Linked DNA regions of Homo sapiens: region 2 is linked to region 1. Evidence: read pairs that join two places in POLR2A ChIA-PET (ENCODE). Cell type or tissue: Panc1. All regions are shown on one strand.

Evidence for each region. Peaks named below come from ENCODE experiments on the same cell type or tissue, not always from the same donor. Only the 100,000 strongest peaks of a DNase experiment are listed, where the experiment ranks them.
Region 2: POLR2A ChIA-PET joins it to region 1 with 11 read pairs; 2 of 35 experiments call an interaction of 5 or more read pairs at or near these places.

What each region holds. Positions count from the first base shown.
Region 1 is chr15:69,695,440-69,697,939 of GRCh38, forward strand. It overlaps PCAT29 (prostate cancer associated transcript 29), which reads left to right. Exons shown (of 4, transcript NR_126438.1): 4 at 228-311. Among named protein-coding and RNA genes, the nearest start is that of PCAT29, 100 kb to the left of the region's middle. In Panc1, no CTCF peak of the experiment used is centred here; no DNase peak of the experiment used is centred here.
Region 2 is chr15:70,139,888-70,142,387 of GRCh38, forward strand. No RefSeq gene overlaps it. Among named protein-coding and RNA genes, the nearest start is that of TLE3, 43 kb to the left of the region's middle. RefSeq lists enhancers at 1-410, 915-1,418, 1,186-1,285. In Panc1, no CTCF peak of the experiment used is centred here; no DNase peak of the experiment used is centred here; H3K4me3 peaks cover 435 bases; H3K27ac peaks cover 846 bases.

The DNA.
Region 1 (2,500 bases):
TGGTATTAACCTCCAACCCCACTTCTCAAAACAAAATCACCAGAGTCTTCCTTGATTCTCCCCTTTTCTCCTCTCACAATCTGTCAGTAGGAATTATTGGTTCCAGCTCCAAAAATACATTCTGAATCTGTCCACTCCTCTCCATTTCCATCCCTCCGGCCCAAGCCATTAAGTCCTCCGTGACCAACTGTAACAGCTTCCTAACACACCTCTTTCTTCCCATCCAGGTTGCCCCGACGGCCACTCTCCATACTGCTGCCAGAAGAACCTTGAAATATCGCTCTTTTTAATTAAAAAGCAAAACTCTTCAATTGTTTTTGTTGCATTTAAAGTTCAAACTTCTTACCACGGAGTGAAAGGCCCCACACAATTGGCCCTGTCTTCTTCTCCAACTTCCATTTTTCTTTGGTCCACCGTGTTCTAGCCGCATGGGCCCTGTCTTGATTCCTTGTACATGTCAAGCTTACTCTTGCTCCAGAGCCTGTGTGGTAGTTGTTCCCTCTGCCTGGAATGGCCTTCCCTAGAACCTGCCTTGGCTGGTTCTTCTTGCTATTCAAACCTCAGCTCCCACATCACCTCCTGTGTTAGGCCTCCCTGGACCACTCTAATTAAATTAGTACTGGAGACATCAGTCCACCTGGCTTCAGGGGCCAGGCCTTCCTCTTGCAGCCTAGAGGCTCTTTGCAGACTGCTCAAAGCTCCCTTTGCACAACTCAACCTGGCAGTGGGGCCTTACTTTCTATTTTTATGATCTCAGGGATGTCTAGAGACCTCGTTGGCCTGGCTACAGTACATCCTAACCGGGCATTGAGTTGGAGGAACTCAGGAGCTTATAATCTGGCCTAGCTCCTCCAAGTTAGTCAGTTACCAAGTGGAGAAGAGAAGCCCTTTACCATTGAATTTTTAATTGTACTGGAAACTGCCTAACCCTTTGGTAGAACAATAAAGGGAAATTTGGTGACTTGGTCTAGAGGCCTGGGGCAAGTAGCAACAGAGATGAGGTTAGAAAGATTTTTAACATGTGGGCTTTCTTTTGTCATTAAAAGAGAAAAACAAGCTCTTACAATGTTTGAAGGAAACCGTCATGCAATTTCCAAGTAGTTATTGGATTCTGTCTGTGACCAAGACATTGAAGGACTTGGGCTGAGCTTTGGGGCCACTGGAGTATGAAGAGGCCCCTTTTGTCATGGAGCTGACTTCTAGGAAGGGAGACAGGGCAGAGGCAAAGGGCGCAGGGACTACACCATGGAGTGCCATGCTGCATCAGGCACTGTGTTTGGGTTTCCATACACACAGAGCAATTAACACACAGCAGGCTGTGTGTACCTGGACCCAAGGGGCTGGCCAGGCAGAGAGGTCTGGGACTGCCCAGGAAGGGGAGCAGGTGATGTCTGAGGAGCAGAGGGGATGAGAAAAGGCTTCCTGCAGGAGATGGACTTGGAACTGGCTCCAGGTGCACCGTGGGCTCTGAACACACACTACTGAAATAATGGGCCATGAAATTCATTCCTCCAGCACTATTCTGCTTCTCTGTCACTTCTCCTTTCCCCATCATTTCCTTCCCCGGCTGGAGAGCACTCAGGAATGCCTTGCTGTGCCCAGTCAGGCCTCTGGAGTCCACCCTACCTAGCTGATGTATTATTATCACCAGCAAACACACACCAGAGGCTGTATCTTGGCTGGGAAGCACATTAGCACCTTGGAAGCCCTTCTTGGAAAAAGTAAAAGATTGGCATTTGAGCCTCCTCATTGATTCCTTTGGATGAGGCAGAAAACCGCTGCCCAGAAGGATGAAGGGGTGAAGTGGAAAAACATGGGCTGGCTTCAAAGTGGAGCACAGGAGGCTAGGAATAGTTCTGCTTTGTGAACAAAGTCGTGCAAAAGGCAGAGAGAGAGAGAGAGAGAGACAAAGATAGAGAGCGCAGGAGAGCGAGGAGGGAGGGAGTCAGCTTTGGCTAATTTGAATTTTGAATTGCCTTGAAAATCACCGTGCAGCAGTATCCAATTCTGCCTTTGATGGTCGAAAGAAACCAGCTGCTTTTATTCCTCTTCAGGTCTTGTTTTCCCCCCAGCAGTGAAGCAAATTAAGCAAAGAAACAGTGAAAGTTGTAGTTGGTATAATATCTCAGGCCAAGGTCAGGCTAATTGTTGGTGGGAGGGGCGGTAGAGACAAGGGACACACTCTAGGTGTTGATATTTCTCACTCCTGCTCCATTCTGCTCCCCATAATGTCACTTTGGCATTTCCAAACACGACCACCTTGGCAGGCTTTCTTTACAAACTAAGGCCCTTGTTCTAACCACCAGCATTCCTATACTATGCCATGCATTCGGGCAGGTAAGATATGGTCCCTTTGCCCAAGTCGGGCTAAAGGAGTGGCAAACCTTGAAACACACCCCAAGATATCCCATAATGCTGTTCTTAATTTGCAACATCAGCAGGGCAGGTATTTGCTAGTGAGCGTAGCCTCATTTTTTCCTGCTGCCTCATTTTTATCAAC
Region 2 (2,500 bases), 440 kb after region 1:
CCTTTGGGTAAGGAGTCCAGTCTGTTCCATTATAGCATCGATTTCTTCATCTGTGAAATGGGGATGGGACCACCCACCTCATGAGGCTTAAAGTAAAGAGGGTGTGTAAAATACCTGGCCCAAATGATCACCCAGGACGTGGAGGCTCATCCTCCTAGAGACCAGACCAAACCCTCCTAGAAACCCACGGAGATCTCTATCAAGTCAACCCTGCCTCCCCTTCTGACTTCCTCTACCTCTGCTGTTGGGCTAAGACAGCTCCTATGAGATCAGTGAGGCTCAAATAAATGTCATTCCTCCCTGCCCAGCTCTTGGCAGGACGAGAAGTTTACATACTCCCTGGGTGGAGAGGTGGGGGTGGGTGCCAGAGCAGAGGAGGGGCTGGAAGAAGCACTGAGTTCCAGTATTTCTGTAGCTAGGTCTTCAGGAGATGACTCTTCACACCAGCCTTTGGTCCCAGCTCTCTGTGCCCTGGGCTCACCTGGACATACCTCTGCATGCCTTCGTCTGCTCTTCCCAGCCAGAGGTGGACTCTGTGAGAGGGAGCTCCCTCTTCCACCTCCAGTGGCTCCTGTAGGCCCAGCCCAAGAGCAGAGGGCCACTGTGTTCCCCCACTAGAGTCTGATTCTTTCGCCCACATTACCTCCAGCCTCTCTGAATACAGGCCTTGAGAGACCTGAGCATGTATGGGCTTCCGAATGCAAACAAGGAGTGAAGTATTTCAAAACCTGGTATTTCACCAGAAACGGCCCTTCAGAGGGGCCCAAAATACACAGCTCGGTGTTTGCACTTCAAAGAGTGGGAGGCCCAGTCAAGGCTCCAGGCAGCCAGGTCTTCCCTGTGTCAACAAGGGGAAGGAAAGCAGCTTGGCCCTGTCTGGGGCATCCTGAGAAAGGGGTTTTCCGACTGCAGCTGGAGAAGAAGGCAGGGCAGGGAAGGGCTGCCAATCCCCGGGGTGCTTCCTGCAGACGGCGTGGAGACCCAGGGGCTTTCTTGTGAGCTCACAGAGGAACCTTTTGGGGAATTCCCCAATGATAATGACAATAGTTCCCGGTTACTGCCTGTGATATGCTAAGCTCTTTCCATGGTTTTTCCCATTCATCCTGATGAGGCCGGCAGTACCAATCTTCCCATTTTGTAGATTTGAAAACTGAGGCTCAGAGAGGTTTGGATGACATGTAGGTTAATGGCAGAACTGGATTTCAGTGCAGGCCAGCCTGCTGCCAAGGCCTGTGCTCCTGATCAGCATGTAAAGCTCATCCCCTCTCCCTCTAAGGTCACTGAGCCCCATCAGGGTCTAGGCGCTGAAGATACTGAGAGAAACAAAGTACAACCCCTGTCTTCACTGAGCTGCCAGTTAAAAGGAGAACAGCCTCGGAGACCAGTGGCCACCATGTGAAAGTGAAAGTGCTTTGTCAGAGGCTTTCTGCACAGTCGTGGGAGTGGGAAAAGGAAGCACTTGCCTCTTCAGGGGCCCTATGGAAGAGGGGGCCAGCAAGCTAAATCTGGAGAGAAGAGATAGCATTTGCCAGGTGGGCAGAAGGGACAGCACCTGTGGCCAGCCAGACCCTGCAAGCTGTGTTTGTTGTGGTCACTGAGTGGGCCTGAGTGCCGCAAAGTGAACCACTCACTCTGAGGTCTAGGTGGGGCTGTGGAACTTGGAGGATTTTAAGGAGCAGGGAGAATGAGCTAGGCACTCTCAAAGGCTCAGGTAGATGTGGAGGGGGCATGGAGCAGACACAGATTAGCCTGTCCTGACCTCTCTTAGCACATCAGACCCCAAGAGGACCCCGGTGACAATTTCTCAAGACCTCATGACAGCAGTGTGGGTAATGATGACACAGTGGTGGTGTCTCAAATGCACCCAAAACTTATCAGTGTCACTGTTTTTGACAGATCCATCCTTAGCCCAGGCCCAAGATGCAGGCATTTTCACTCCCATGGGACCCACGAGAAGAGTGGAGTGGTTCCACATCAGGAGAATGGGACGCTTTGCGGTGTGAGCCGGGGGAGGCCCTTTTGCTTCCCTCTATGGAGCTCAATTTTTTCAGCAGAAAATGAAGTGGACAGGATGATCCCTGAATTCTGGCTTGAACAAAAGCTCCCGCGTGGCGCTGAAGGTGGAGGTGGTTCGGCTCAAGGAATCTACCCTGTGAGCATGAGGAGTTGAGACAAGCCTGGGCTAGGAGAAGGACACCAGCCCATGACCCAGGCTAAGCTCTGTCATGGGCAGGATGTATAACCACCACAAGTCATTTCACTGCTATAAAATAGAGATAATAATCCCTCTCCTGTTCACTTATGGGCTTACTGTGAACATCAAATGAAATAACAAGCACAGAAGTGTTTAAATTGTAAGGTATGGTGTCAAGTTGAATCATCTTCTGGTTCTTGAACCACAGGGACCATTTAACCCAATTTCCTCATATTCCAGAAGAGGAAACAGAAGTTCAGAGTGGCTGTGACTCGTCCAGTGTTCTCTGTGGCAGAACTGAGACCA